2 separate regions of the Homo sapiens genome follow, and region 1 is linked to region 2. The links are chromatin contacts, found by Hi-C or POLR2A ChIA-PET in ENCODE. All regions are on one chromosome and are shown on one strand. The core of a region is the stretch at or near the end of the contact, and the rest is flanking DNA. Distances in the headings are between cores, read along the strand shown. Region 1 overlaps NFKB1 (nuclear factor kappa B subunit 1). Region 2 holds the start of SLC39A8 (solute carrier family 39 member 8).

Region 1 (7,678 bases), core at 4,070-6,569, 240 kb before region 2:
TGCTCATCCATAAGAAGCAATTCCTCAACCATGAAAGTTAAATCATGAGCAGCAGTTCAGTCTCATCTTCAGGCTCTACTTCTCACTCTCATTCTCTTGCTATTTCCACCACATCTGCTGTTACTTCCTTCACTGAAGCCTTGAACCCCTCAATGTCACCCACGAGGGCTGGAATCAATTTCTTCCAAATTCTTATTAATGTAGATATTTTGACCTCCTTCCATGAATCACAAATGTGGTTAATGGTAAATCCTTTCCACAGGGTTTTCAATTTACTTTGCCCAGATTCATCAGAGTAATCACTATCTACGGCAGCTACAGCCTTACAGAATGTATTTCTTAAACAATAAGACTGAAAGTCAAAATTACTTTTTGATCCATGGGCTGCAGAATGGCTGTTAGTAGCCATGAAAAGATCTCCTTCAGAGCTCTTGGGTGACTAGGTGTATTGTCAATGAGCACTACCATTTTGAAAGGAATCCTTTTTTTTTCTTTTTTCTCAGAGCAGTAGGTCTCAACAGTGGGTTTAAAAATATTCAGTAAACCATGCTGTAGACAGATGTGCTGTCATCCAGGTTTTCTTGTTCCATTTACAGAGCAAAGGCAGAGAAGATTTGGCATAATTCTTAAGAGCTCTAGGATTTTCAGAATGATAAATGAGCACTGGCTTCAATTTAAAGTCACCAGCTGCATTAACTCCTAATGAGAAAGTCTGCCTTTTTTTTTTTTTTTTTTGAGCCAGGGTCTCACTCTGTTGCCCAGGCTGGAGTGCAGTGGTGCAATTATAGCTCACTGCAGCCTCGACCTTCTGTGTTCAAGTGATCCTCCCACCTCAACCTCCTGAGAGTCAGCCTGTTTTTAAAAGCTTTGAAGCCAGGCATTTCTACATCTTCTCTCTAGTTATGAAAGTCCTAGATGGCATCTTCTTCCAATGGAAGGTTGTTTCTTGTACACTGAAAATCTGTTTGGTGTGGCCACCTTCATCAATTTTCTGAACTAGATCTCCTGGATAACTTGCTGCAGCTTCTCTGTTAGCATTTGTTGCTTCACCTTGCACTTTTACGTTATCGAGATGGCTTCTTTTTTAAACCTCATGAACCAACCTCTGCTAGCTTCCAACTTTTTTTCTGCAGCCTCCTCACCTCTCTAAGCCATCATAGAATTGAAGAGAGTTAAGGCCTTTCTCTGGATTAGGCTTTGGTAAAAGGGAATGTTGTGGCTGGTTTAATCTTCTACTCAGACCACTAAAACCTTGGCTAACTGGCACAAGAGGCCTAGCTTTGGGCTTATCTCAGCTTTTGACATGCCTTCCTCACTAAGCTTAATCATTTTTGGCTTTTGATTTCAAGTGAGAGGTGTGACTTTTCCTTTCACTTGAACACTTGGAGGCCACTGTAAGGTTATTAATTGGCCTAATTTCCATATGGTTGTGTGATAGGGAATAGGGAAGCCTGAGGAGAGGGAGAGAGATGGAGGAATTGCCAGTCAGTAGAGCAGTCAGAACACACAGAACATTTATCGATTAAGTTTGTCATCTTACATGGACACTTCTTGTGGTACCCCCAAAACATCAAAGATCACTGTTCACAGATCACCATAATGGATATAATAATCATGGAAAAGTTTCGAGTATTGAGAGAATTACCAAAATGTGACACAGAGACATAAAGTGAGTACATGCTGTGGGAAAAATGGCACCAATAGACTTTCTTGACACTATTGCCACAAACCTTCAATTTGTAAAAATCACAGTATTTGCAAAATATAAAGAAACAAGCTATGACTGTATAAGGAATTCCTGAGAAATGGAACTGTTTGGGACAACACTGCGGAGCACCCGGAGAATGAACTTACAGGCAAGAAAGCTGCTGAATGTTTTTGAACAGGGAAATAATGTGTAGGGGATGGTATTTTAGGAAGTTCATCTTTTACGTGTGTGTGGGACATACTAAAGAGTTAAAGTGAGAGGCAGAGACAATGCGGACATAAGTGATGGAGGCCCATTCCTTAGTGGTCACCAGGATAATAAAAATGGGGTGGATGCCAGAAAAACAGTAACCAAGGGATCTGTAACCTCTGGTGACTGATGAGATACTGGGGCTAAAAGTCTAAGACCACTATTTGACTACAATACAGTGATGCCCTCTGAGACTTCTGATTGCTTTTCTTTTTGTTTTGTTTTCATCTTTCTGTTTCTCGCTATCTGTGCTTCTCACCAGCCCCAATGCCCTTTTGAGTTCCGTTACTGCCTATGTGGTGTTACTGTGTTCTTGTTTCTCCTTTCTGTTTCCTTTTCTTTCTCTTCTTTTTCTATCATATACCTTTCTTCTCTTTTTTTGGGCTGGAGCAGTTAAGGAGGTTTTATTTCGTTTTTTCAAATTAAATACAGTCAATGAGGTATTCTTTTTTTTGATTAGTGCTGAACCCTTAACAATTATTCTATTTCTGATTCTTCAATGTCAGTTTTGTCATGCTTATGTTCAGAAAGAACTTCGATTATTTCTAATTCTGTGGTTGTTTCAGTCATCTTAGGGCTAGATAGAAGGTCTCTGTTTACTGATTATCTCATGATCATCTAACTGCAGTTGAAAGATGAAGCAGGGGAAAGCAGGGTAACAAAGTACACTTTAATAGTTGTTTAAAAGCTGAGCATCTCCAGACTTCCCAGGAAAAAAAAAAAACCAAGGTTGCCAAATTTTGAGAAAAATATGCTTCCACTAGAAGGGGATGACCTTTAAGTGGAGAAACTTTGACTTACTTATCAAATATGTTTTAGATTCAGATTTATAATTTCCCCATCGGTTCTATCTTAACTAATTTACAGCTATACTCATTACTGTTCACTGCAGACATATGAAACACAAGAGGGAAGCAGGCAACTTATTTATCTTCAGAAATAAATGTTATCTATTGACATGGATTCCAGCAAAGAGACTAGTTAGTATTTTCTATGTATTCATTTTACCTTTTAAAGCAGAGAGATATTTATTGGCTGTATTTCACTGTAAAATGGGAATTTTAAGGGCAAAATATTAATTATAACACAGCTAGTAAGATTCCAATGACAAGAAACTGATACAGAACATTCCACATAAGCTTTATAAAAGAACCTGCTGTTTGAATCTCCACAGAATTGAATATGGAGACTTTCACACTCCATATTCAAGGGATCATTTATCCTTGCGGTCTGCTTTTGACAATGGCACCATGGGATGTACTATGAAACATCAACCTATTTTAGAAGGAACCAAAGCAGCCACTTACTACAAGTTCTCCTTTTGCAGGAGAGGAAACTGAAGCTAGGAGGGGTTAGGTGACTTATCTGAGGTCACAATGGAGTCAAGATCAGTCTCAAAGTGCAGTGATGTTTTCATTATGTTAGGCTGTCATTCTTTTGAAAACACTCCAAAATAGCTTTGTATAATAATAACCAGTGACTTTAATAATCAATGACTTTACATAACAGTTGATGACTTTAGATAATAGTTCAATTCACAAATATGGATAATCTCCTAGTGTTTGCTACCTATTTCTGTGCATGTGCCTTAAAAGTACCTCATTCTCACTTTTCAGGTTTTAGTTTACCAGTAAAGGTGACTGCATTTATCTTGGCCATACCTTTCATAATTTAAAGATTATTTATCCCTAATCTCCATCTTTCAGACTGAAAAATCATTATGGTCTCTTTTATTTTTTTTTTATTTTTTTTTGCTTTTGTACAGCAGTTCCTCAACTATCTTCCTCCTCTGCCAATCATCCTTCTCTTGATTATTTCGATCGTCTCCCCTGGACCCAACCATCTCCAATAATTTTTTGTGAAGTACAATGTTGATGACCATAGAGGATGCAAAGCTCCGGGCTGGTTCTGTATGATGCTTTATATTTATGTATAATGTCTTACCTGATGATACCCAACATATTACTAGCCTTATAGATGAGGATGGATGGCAGCTTGGCTGGTCAATCAATAAGTCAGTCCACAGATATTTAATGAGCATTTTCTATGCAACTTATACTGTTCTAGATAGTCTATGACCTAAAGAAGATTCTTTGTACTCGGGGTGGTAGGAAGACAATAGACCCATAAATAAATAGATAAGACAGGTTTACATATTGATAAAAATAATGAAGAACATAAAATTAGGCAATGAGATAGGGAATGACTACAGAGACTGGGGGTAAGGAAAAGTGTGTTCAATGACTTCTGAGAAATGTATGCAATGTTTCCCTGGGTTGTACAGTTTGGATCCATTTCTATCTACTTACTCTAATGCTAAATGGCCTACTACTTTTCTGACCAGTTATATTGCCTGGTCAGATTATTTCTCCTTGGTCCTATTATCTTGAGTTTTTATAATCCAGAAGGTTTCTATAGAATCAAGTAATTTGTTGTCCTCATATATATATATGTTGTCCATTCTTTCCTTCAGAGCTCAATGGGTAAGTATTTCTCCAGACAGTTCTTAAACTTTGTATTGTATGAAGCTTTTCATCAATGACAGCCTGGAAGGTAGGTGCATGAAGCATACAGGTGCAATTTTGAACTTTCAGGTGACCCCATTCTCTAATCCCTGCATTGGATAGTTCCTACTATGATAACGAGGCATTAAAGTAATCACCTGAATATACCCCCACTATAACATACTTTTCTGAGGCATAGATACCACTGGGAAAGGGAGACAGGCAGCCTAGATACCAAGCTGAGCTTTGAATGTTTCTAGGTTCATACACATACAGGTAACCTGGGTTTTCTTTCTTCATGATTCTCTGTGTTAGCAAAAACTGGCATTATTTGAAGACATATTTCTGGAGAAGAAATCTATTTTTTTCCTCAGAAAGTCTAAAAAAATTATCCATATTTTTCTTCTGTGTCTACTTTTAAAGAAGGGTGTTTAAATTAAAGCAGTGATTTTCACATCATTTTGTGTAGGCAGAAGCATTCAAAAGACCTCCAGCAGCTCCTGATAGGGAAGTAAGGAGAGGTGGGACAGCCTCTCGGAAGGCCGAGCTGGCAGGGCCCTTCACCCCTATTTTAATCAAAGCCTACCATGTCCATACACTGGGATTTTGTATGAAATCTCATGTGAAGAAAGAAAAGTTATTGTGCTGACAATGTTTTCAAACCACCAGGATATAGAGTGCACTACAAATCTGACCAAACAATGGAGAGGCCACAACCTCAGAAAAGAAACAAGAACTTGTAGAACCGTTTTCTAAACACTCCTGTGGCAGCACGAATTCTAGGAAAGGAAAGCCCTCTTCAAAGATTACCTATCACATCTTGCTCTCACAGGAGACAACACCCACCCATGTGGCTTGTTGCTGCTGCACCTTTGCGGTTTCCAACCTCAGCAAGGATCTGGGTGCCCCGTGGCAATCATTTTACTGACCTCCCTTCCCAGTCTCACTTCCCTCCAACTGAGGGGTTTCTAATTTTGTTTGTGCCACAGCCCCTTCTGCAGTCTGGTGAACTCTATGGATCTCTTCTCAGAATCATGGTTTTCAGTATGTAAAATACAAAACAGGATTATAAAAGAAGCTGATGATATCAAAGTACATTTCTATCCACAGACTCTTTGGGGGTCAGTGGACTCTAGGTTAAGAAATACCTTTGAATGATGACTCAGTTGGTGCCTGTTATATCTCGTTTTGAGATGATTCTAATGCTAAATTTCTCACCCTGTCCTCTCTTGAGTTCCAGTTCTGCCTTTTGATCTGCCTACTAAGAACTTACACTTGATTTTCCCACAGGGACCTAAAATATAACATGTTTTACTCTGAGCTCCTTCTTTTCCCACCCAAATCTACTTTTGCTCCCTTGTTCCTTTCATCAAGTCAACCACATCACAAGCTTCCTGGTCAGGGAGTCTTAGACCCATCTATGACTCCCCGTCTCTCCTACACCTCCGACCTCTAGGCCCTCTTGACAGTATCACTGTATCACAGTATCACTGCACTCTCTCTTAAGTCCACCATCTCCTTTCATTCCTGGCACTAGGACCTTTACTAACTGCACTGTTTCTCACTTGGATTCTTGCATTACTCTTCTGACTCATCATCTGCCTCCTAAATGGTACCCTCAGTGGTGACATAAAGAAGTCAGAGCCATCATTCCAAACCTAGGCAGGCCCGGCTATCCCTCTCCAGAATTAATGCAAAATTCTTAAGCTGCCATTCACAGCCCTCTTTAGCCTGGCCCTGGCCTTCCTTACCCACATTGGCCTTCATGTCCATCCGAGCGCTCAGAACACTTTTTTCCCTCTGCATAAACGCTGTGTTTACCTCTCTCTTTAAGCTCCTCAAGTAACTTAAACCTAGAGAACCCTCTCCTTCTCTGTTTAACACCCAACTGCTGAAATATACCCCAAATGCTGAGGGCCAAATGATATCTCCTTGACGAAGCCTTCTTTTTGGAGGCTGCTTTAGAATAAAGGGACCAAGGGCTCTCTCTTCAACATTCTCTTATATTTTTATGGATGCTTCACTTTCGGTACTTATTAAAATCATAATTTACATTATAACTATTTAAGAAACCTATGAGTGCCCTTTCTTAAAGCATCTTTTGTGAGAGAAAGAATGATGCCTTACTCATTTTCATAGTTTCACAGTGCATGTTGGCCAAGTTTTCTGTTCCACCGCCTGAGGCTGGTTGACTAACTGGCTGATTCTCCTAAACAGCAAGCCTGATTTTTTCATCTCAGCTGCTTGAACTCTGAGTTAGTCAATAAATGTTAGATTCTCAAATTCAAAGACAAATTCTCAATGTCTAAATCTCATATAAGCTTGGTGGAAATAACATTATTTTAAAAAGCTAGACTAATTCCATGACCTCAAAATAATATACTACTGTCTCTTCTAAAAATAAGCACCATGGATCCAGGGACCTGTTACTAGAAAGCTGTTCAAAGGAGGTGACTAACTGATCTTTTCTAATTAGCTTGTCCTCTTCTCAGAACAAGCACAATGGCAAGACATGGCAGCTCAAGCCTGTAATCCCAGCACTTTGGGAGGCCAAGGCCGGAGGACTGCTTAAGGCCAGGAGTTTAAGGCCAGCCTGGACAATGTAGGAAGTCCTCATTTCTATTAAAAGTAAAAAAAAAAAAAAATTAGCCCGGCATGGTGGCGCACACCTGTAGTCCCAGCTATTTGAGATGCTGGGGCAGGAGAACTGTTTGAGGCCAGGAGTTCGAAGTTGCAGTGAGCTATGATTGCACCATTGCACTCCAGCCTGGGCAACAGAGTCAGACTCTGTCTCAAAACAAAACAAAACAAAACAAAAACCAAAAATAAAATAAAATAAAATATGAGCATAAGATTTTAAACAACTGACTTACCTTTGATTTCAGGATAGTAGAGGAAAGGTTTTGGTTCACTAGTTTCCAAGTCAGATTTCCTCCGAAGCTGGACAAACACAGAGGCTGGTTTTGTAATATTAATATCTTTATACTTTGGAGTTTTGAAGACAATGGCAAACTGCAGGATACGAAGAACCACATGTTGGTGTAGGACTACATTTTTTTTTTTTTTGCAGTAATGCTACTCATTAAACACATTCCTTATGCTTTTCTTTATACCCAATGTTTAGACACAGTGTACTAAAAAACACCGTGTCCTGGAGAAAGTTCCAAACTCAGAATTCTATACCGATACATTTTTATGAAATTGCTACTGTAAAATC
Region 2 (7,093 bases), core at 2,876-5,375:
CCCTACTCTTCCAGCTTGGGCTCTGACAGATCATGCTGGGAAGGATGCTCTGCTGATCATACTTGGGTTTGATAGTCAGTGCTTGTGCACACACATACACCCTTATCCCATTAGTGATGCAGCTCTGATTTCCCATGTCTCTTCCCAAATCTGGACACCTTCAGGACCCTGCTTGGGCTCCTACTGTCCATGCTATGTTCTCTCCTACTTAGATATCCTTTTTTTCTTGTTCAAGCTCCAACACCCCTCTTTGGGCCACTATGGCTCCCCTCCACACAGACACTGCTATACTCCACCTAACGACTTCCAGGCTGGATGGCAAGGAAGAGAAGGGAAGAAGAGAAAGGGGTGTGTCATCTTTTAGATTTCCTTATTAGTCCTTCCACAGAGAAAATGCATGCATGAAAATGTTTACAAGAGGCCAGTTTGCTTTATATTTGCGATAGTCACAAAAGATCTGAACTGAGAAAAAACTGAAATCATTAGAGAAAGTAAGATTTGAAGTTAACTGTCCTTTCACTTGGGGAAGTGAAGTCTTATTTCTTTTTTAGGGGTTTCATGTTTTGTTCTGATAAGTGACTTCCAAATTAGACACTTAGAAATAAAAAGGCTGGAATGGAGACTTGATATTCTTCTGTCCCAATTATCTTGTTTTACAGACAAGGGAATTCATCCTGGTGAGGTCAAATGAGTTTCCCAGGTTTCCCAAGTGCCTGAGTCAGAAACGTGACATTTTTCAACATCCTGGCCAGTGTACTTGGCATGCTACCCTCATTATCATTTAAAAGTATTCGACCTTTAAGGCAAATTTCTAAGAAAAATATATTTTATACATTATACATTATATTTTAAATGGGAAGTGTTTTTCTTTTGTAATAATATGACTTATAGAATTTGGACCCTAAAATTTATCTGGCTAGGTGCAGTGGCACAGGCCTGTAATCCCAGCTGTTGAGGAGGCTGAGGTGGGAGGATCACTCGAGCCCAGGAGCTCTGGGATGTAGTGGGCTGTGCCAGTCACTAAGTTTGGCATCAATATGATGACCTTCAGATGTGGGGTGGTGGTGACTGGGGACCACCAGGTTGTCTGAGGAGGTGTGAACTGGCTCAGGTCTGAATGGAGTAGGTCAAAACTCCGTGGTGGTCAATAGTTGGATTGTGCCTGTGAATAGCCACTGCGTCCTAGCTTGAGCAACATAGTGAGATCCTGCCTCTTAAAAAATAAATAAATAAATAAATGAAACATTATTTGGTTATGAGTTGATTTGAAATGCTTGGGACCAGAAGTGTTTCAAATTTGGATTATTAAAGATTTCTGAATATTTACATATATATAAAATGAGATATTTTGGGGATGGGACCCAAGTCTAAACACAAAATTCATTTATGTTTCATATACACCCTATAAACATAGGCTGAAAGTAATTCTATATAATATTTCCAATAATTTTGTGCACCTGTCAAATGAGGTCAGGTGTAGAATTTTCCATTGGTGTCATTTCAGCACTCAAAAAGTTTCATATTTTGCAGTATTTTGGATTTGGAATTTTTGAATTAGAGATGCCTAACCTGTAGTTCTTTGGTGATTATAGTTTATTAGACTGGATGATCTAGAAATTAGCCTTACCTATTTGGTAGTTAGTAACCTGAAATTTTCTGAACACTTTCTCTTAATTGCATTATGTTAACTGGGCTTAGTAAAGTTGGCATGCAGGTTGGTCATTTATTTTACTGTTTCTTATTTTGTGGACTTGATGGGCTGGCGAAATGTATGTGCATAGACATGAATGACTGATAAATAGATAAATTATATATTCTAAAAATCCCACAATGTAAGATTTGTATTTGTATTTGTATTATTTTCTTTTTTGAGGCAGAGTCTCACTCTGTCACCCAGGTTGGAGTGCAGTGTCCTGATCTTGGCTCACTGCAACCTCTGTCTCCTAGGTTCAAGCGATTTTCATGCCTCAGCCTCCCGAGTAGCAAGGATTACAAGCGTGCGCCACCATGCCTGGCTAATTTTTGTACTTTTAGTAGACACAGGGTTTTTACATGTTGGCCAGGTTGGTCTGAACTCCTGATCTCAAGCTATCTGCCCACCTTATTCTCCCAAAGTGCTGAGATTACAGGCGTGAGCCACAGTGCCCAGCCAAGATTTGTATTTTTAAAAACCTTTTATATTTGTTAAAATCTAACACTTTATGGACAAATTTAGTTTTAGAAAAGCTGGAAATAAACAACTTGCTGGGTATAGATTAGCCATTTAGAGCATTCATTAATTTCCAAAAATCATTTTGCATCACGGAGGTCCAAAGGAAAAATAGGCAACAAACTATATTTTAAAATCCAATGAAAGGCTTGAAGAGTCCCACGAGCTGAGTGATTTAAGAGGACAACTGTGATATTAACTTACTTCTGGCCCTTAGATGAAATATTTGCCCTTTTAGCATCAACATAATTCTGTAAATTATTATTAACAAATACGTAGATTTTATAATTGGAAAGAGCACAGTATTAAGATCATTTAGTTCATCTCCCTTCAGGCATGAATCCTCCTACCACCTACTAAAGGCGGTCACCCAGGATCTGTTGATTTGAATCACTTTTGATCATGGAGAAATCACTATCTTCCAAGGCAGCCATGCCTTATAATTCCACAGAAACCTTCCTCTGGGTGACTTTGCCCCATGACTGCTGCCTTCTGTCCTCTGAAGTTAGATATAATATAGTTAAACCTTCTTCCATATGACAATCCTTCAGCTTCGTCTGCCTAGATCCTTAGCCTCTGGGAATGTTCTCTACCTGTCTCTTTCTTCTGCAGTTATGTCTTTAGGTTCCTCTTCTAAGATTAAGATTTTTTCCCTTTCCCCATCTTTTCCCCTTTGTCTAGACTTAATGTCTCTTTAAAATGTGCTATTTTAGGAGGCTGTGCATTCTCCTGATGAAAGGCAAGAACGGCATCTTGTATTCTTTTTATTGTCCTTAGTCACGTGAATGCAAAATGTCTGAGACAGGTCTCAGTCAATTTAGAAAGTTTATTTTGGCAAGGTTAAGGATGTGCCCCTGACACAGCCTCAGGAAGTCCTGAGACATGTGCCCAAGGTGGTCGGGGGTACAGTTTGCTTTTATATATTTTAGAGAGACATGAGACATCAATCAATATGTGTAAGATGTACATTGGTTCAGTCCAGTAAGGTGAGACAATTGGAAGTGGGGGCTTCCAGGTTAGAAGTATAATAGACAAGAGACAAAAGGTTGCATTCTTTTGAGGCCATGATCAGCCTTCCACTCAATAGACAGTTTAGTCTGGCCCAGTGAATCTGCATTTTTTGCATAAACGATGGAGAAGAGAAAGCAATCAGATATGCATTTGTCTCAGGTGAGCCTCAGAGGGATGAATTTGAATAGAATGGCAGGCAGGTTTGCCCTAAGCTGGTCCCTTCTTGATGTTTCCCTTTAGCTTGGTGATTTTGAAGTCTCAAGATTTATTTTCCTTTCACAGCCATCTAACAGTGAAGCATGGTTTCACTTTACACTTGAACCACTATATCCACCAGATACAAACTTTGCCTCAAACACCACACTCACTTTACACAAACCTGTTGACATCACACCTAAGTCAGCTTTTCTTGAGCTCCCATATGAACAAATAAACATTCCTCTGATCTGCGGATATCCCGCCAGGAAGGGCCGGCTTGGGCAGTGCTGGCTCAGCTAGCCCGCCACCGCTACCATTGGATTTCCTCTTTCTCCTCTGATTTTAAGAAGTGAGAAAAAAAAGCAATTCCTGTTAATTATGTAGACAATGCAAGGGTCTCCAGGCTCCATTTCAGCAAGTTGGTTTCATCAAGATCACGAAAAGATGCATGCGTCCCCGAGACCAGAGAGGAGTTAGGGACCCCGACACGGAGGTGGCATCAGGTAACCCTCAGGAGTGAGGGTGGGGAAGAGGGCATGGCTGATGCTGGGAATGAGCAGCGCCCGCGGAGGGAAGGCCGGCGGTCCTGCGCCCCGGCGTGGACGCGCGCGGGAGTTCAGGCTGGGGAAATGGGTCACCACGTGCTACGGAGGCGGGGACAGGGCCCTCCTCCCCTTATTTGTAAAGAGCGCCGGAGCGGATCGCGGAGTTTCACCGCGGACCTGTCAGAGATACAGAGGTTGTGGGGGCGGGAGACAGAAAGAGAGAGAGATCCAGAGACCGAGTCTTACGTTGACACGCAGAGAGAAAGACGCAGAGACAGACAAACAAACAGATAGGAGAGGTGAGAGGCCAGCGAGTGCTTCCGATTAACTTGCCAAGCTCAGAGAAGATCCGGGGAGAGGGAGGGTCCCCTTTAAACGCGCAATCCCCAGGACTCCGGAAGAGCCCTTTTCTGCAGCTCCTTGGGGACTGCACGTCTCACTTCTAAGTTTGCGGCGGAGAGAATAAAGCAGAAAGACAGGAAGAGGAGGTGGAGTTCTACAGTTAGTGTGGTTTTAGTTTTTCCTAAGAAGTGGCGTGGTTTGGGGCTTTATATCCGGGAGGAGCATATGTACGCAAATCCTGGGGCGTTTGCAAACCCGGATCCGGGGCGTCTGGCCCCATGCCCGGCCGGGCGTTTGAGGGCTACTGCCACGCAGCGTTTCTGGAGCCTGCCGGCTGGTGCCCTGGTGGCCTTTATCTCTGTCCCCCTTTGTCCTCTTTATCTCAGGCTCTCCAGGAGGCCGGGGGGCCCACTCCGCCTATCGCTCCCCTCGGCTACGCTGCCACTTCAATGCCCCGCAGGTCGCGAGCTGCTGTTCTTTCGAAGGCGTCGGAGAACCAGGGGCGTCCCGCGCCACCTCTGACTCGGAGCAGCGCCGAGCACTGACGCTCCCGCCCTTGGGCAAGGACGCCAGTGCGCCCGCGCGCGTCCCTCTGCGCGGCAGCCCGTCGCGGGCCCTCAAGGGGAAGCCCAGGCCAGGATGGCCCCGGGTCGCGCGGTGGCCGGGCTCCTGTTGCTGGCGGCCGCCGGCCTCGGAGGAGTGGCGGAGGGGCCAGGGCTAGCCTTCAGCGAGGATGTGCTGAGCGTGTTCGGCGCGAATCTGAGCCTGTCGGCGGCGCAGCTCCAGCACTTGCTGGAGCAGATGGGAGCCGCCTCCCGCGTGGGCGTCCCGGAGCCTGGCCAGCTGCACTTCAACCAGGTAAGGCCGCCAGGTCCGGGCAGCCCTCCGTACTGTGGGTGTCCCTAGACTTCACTTTGTATATGAGCCGTTTTTATTTGGGAAAAGTGCAGGAGAAAGAATCTTGTTATATTTCTCAAGTAGAAGGCGGTATCTGGTGACACTTGCTTTTCACTAGACGAGGCTGAAGGATTAAAAGGTTAACGTTGTTAAGGGATTTGGCAGCCGGAAACTGCAGTTTTACGCCTGATGAACTGAGAGGTCCGACTCTGGTGATTTTAACATTTTATAGAAAACTTTATGAAGTAGTTGAGGGTGTGACGCCACTTTAACAGATGCTTTTTAGATAGGAATGAGTTACTTAAATCTTGCCAGAAAGATAACGGCTCGCACACTTCCTACAAGGTTAGCAAGGAAGATTATCACATGCCACCCTGGTTAACAGTTGCCCGGTGCGTAACCAGTGCTATTTGAAAACGAGATATAATGTAGTTCTGGCTCCTGTGTACATTACATGAGGCATTCAGGGCTGAAACAGGGGCGGCCTTGAGACTAAGATTCTAATTTGGTCATCCAGATGGTGGTAGACTAGGCTTATATTGTTAGTTCCTTGTCATATGTCAGGTCAAATATTTGATTCTAGTATTTATCCAAAATGATTAAAAAAATTTTTTCAGTAATAAACAGGGTACTACTAGGCATTTGGCAATACCTTGGGTTTAAGAACAAGCTTCAAACTACGTAGGAGCAGTTAAACATCATACCTCTTTGTAAACATAAAATCAAATTATTCCTAATTATTTCTATAATAAATACTCTGTGATTGGGTAGTTCTTAAAATTGTTAAGTAGACAAAGTGTAGTTTCTGCATCCTTCCAAAACTGCTCTCCGTCTTTTAAAACTCAGTTAACTCAGTGCTTTGACTTGTTTTCCTTTACTCCTGTCCCACTGACAGCTGATATTGGAGGGTAGAATACGGTATTTTCCATATCGTTTGTCATTTTTGGACGATGTTAGTTTGTTACAAGAAGTTTTTGGGGTCCAAGATGTTTGGGAAATGCTGCATATTATACTCTGCTCTTGGAAATTTGGCGTTTCCTAATGAATATGACTTTAGATTACAGTTAGGGAAACTGTAATCAAATAAATTCCATGTTAATAACATTATACGTAGATTGATCTTTTTGTTAGAAATATCTTACCACAATTAAAGTATATGGCTCTTAAGAAAAGTAGAACTTTCTGATGCCATGGCATGTCAGAGGTGGTCTCTCTTTGATCTAGAAGGGTTTTGTGGTCCCCTTATGCATGTTCTTTAGTAAATTGTCTATAATTCCAGTTCTGGGCATGGTATTTTATCTGGGGTAATATCTGAGAAATGATGTGTTGGAAAAATGGAAATGCCCACAAATTATGCTAATATTTAAGAAAATAAAGTGTTTGCTGGCTAGTTGCATTCTTTTCTTATCAAATAGGGGAAACAACTGAGCTGACTCCAGTATTTCCAGGTAGGTATGGTCACGTGCTTGGAAAGAAGTTTAGAGGATTGACTTGAAGCTGCATATCTGTAGCCCACACATTGTTTTGACTTGCATGACCTCCTTATCTTGCAGTGTCTGGAGGTGTTGATGAATTTTAAAGGGGCAAAAGACCTCCCCACATCACCTTTGCAAAGACATTGGAAAACATGCCTAAATTATTTAGGAAAATTGGTTAAGTGTACCAGTAATACGATTCTCTGTTTATTAGCAGGCAGGATGTCTCAATAGGTAAAATTATATGTATCTTGACACCTGTTTTCTCATTCTCATGTTTGCATATTTAACTGCCCTCATTATGGCCTCTGTGGGCATCAAAAAGAGACAGGAAGAAGCCCATAATTACCTTGGAAAGAAAAGGAAGCCAAGGAAAATTTACCACTTAATAAGCCTAACAAACATCTCTTTGATGT

Evidence for each region. A loop is a pair of places that touch in the nucleus more often than their neighbours do. ChIA-PET counts read pairs that join two places held with the same protein, here RNA polymerase II (POLR2A). Pooled maps may share reads with other maps.
Region 1: a loop to region 2 is called in a pooled map, with 4 times the contacts of the local background. The contact joins the enhancer-like site here to the promoter of SLC39A8 in region 2. A Hi-C loop is called at or near these places in 1 of 37 single-sample maps with no recorded cell type and 8 of 50 pooled maps. POLR2A ChIA-PET finds 5 or more read pairs at or near these places in 1 of 52 experiments (activated naive CD4-positive, alpha-beta T cell).

Annotation. Positions count from the first base shown.
Region 1 is chr4:102,584,477-102,592,154 of GRCh38, reverse strand. It overlaps NFKB1 (nuclear factor kappa B subunit 1), which reads right to left. Exons shown (of 24, transcript NM_003998.4): 11 at 7,335-7,473. Among named protein-coding and RNA genes, the nearest start is that of NFKB1-AS1, 86 kb to the right of the region's middle. RefSeq lists a silencer at 5,246-5,295 and an enhancer at 5,796-5,865. Within about 2 kb of position 5,319, at least 4 of the 41 ENCODE cell types and tissues checked have a DNase peak (open chromatin) inside an H3K27ac peak, as active enhancers do.
Region 2 is chr4:102,342,514-102,349,606 of GRCh38, reverse strand. SLC39A8 (solute carrier family 39 member 8) reads left to right here and starts at 4,125. Exons shown (of 9, transcript NM_001135146.2): 1 at 4,125-4,262; 2 at 4,692-5,163. The coding sequence starts at 4,945. It also overlaps the pseudogene RN7SL728P. RefSeq lists enhancers at 3,593-3,642, 5,543-5,602 and a silencer at 4,823-5,072.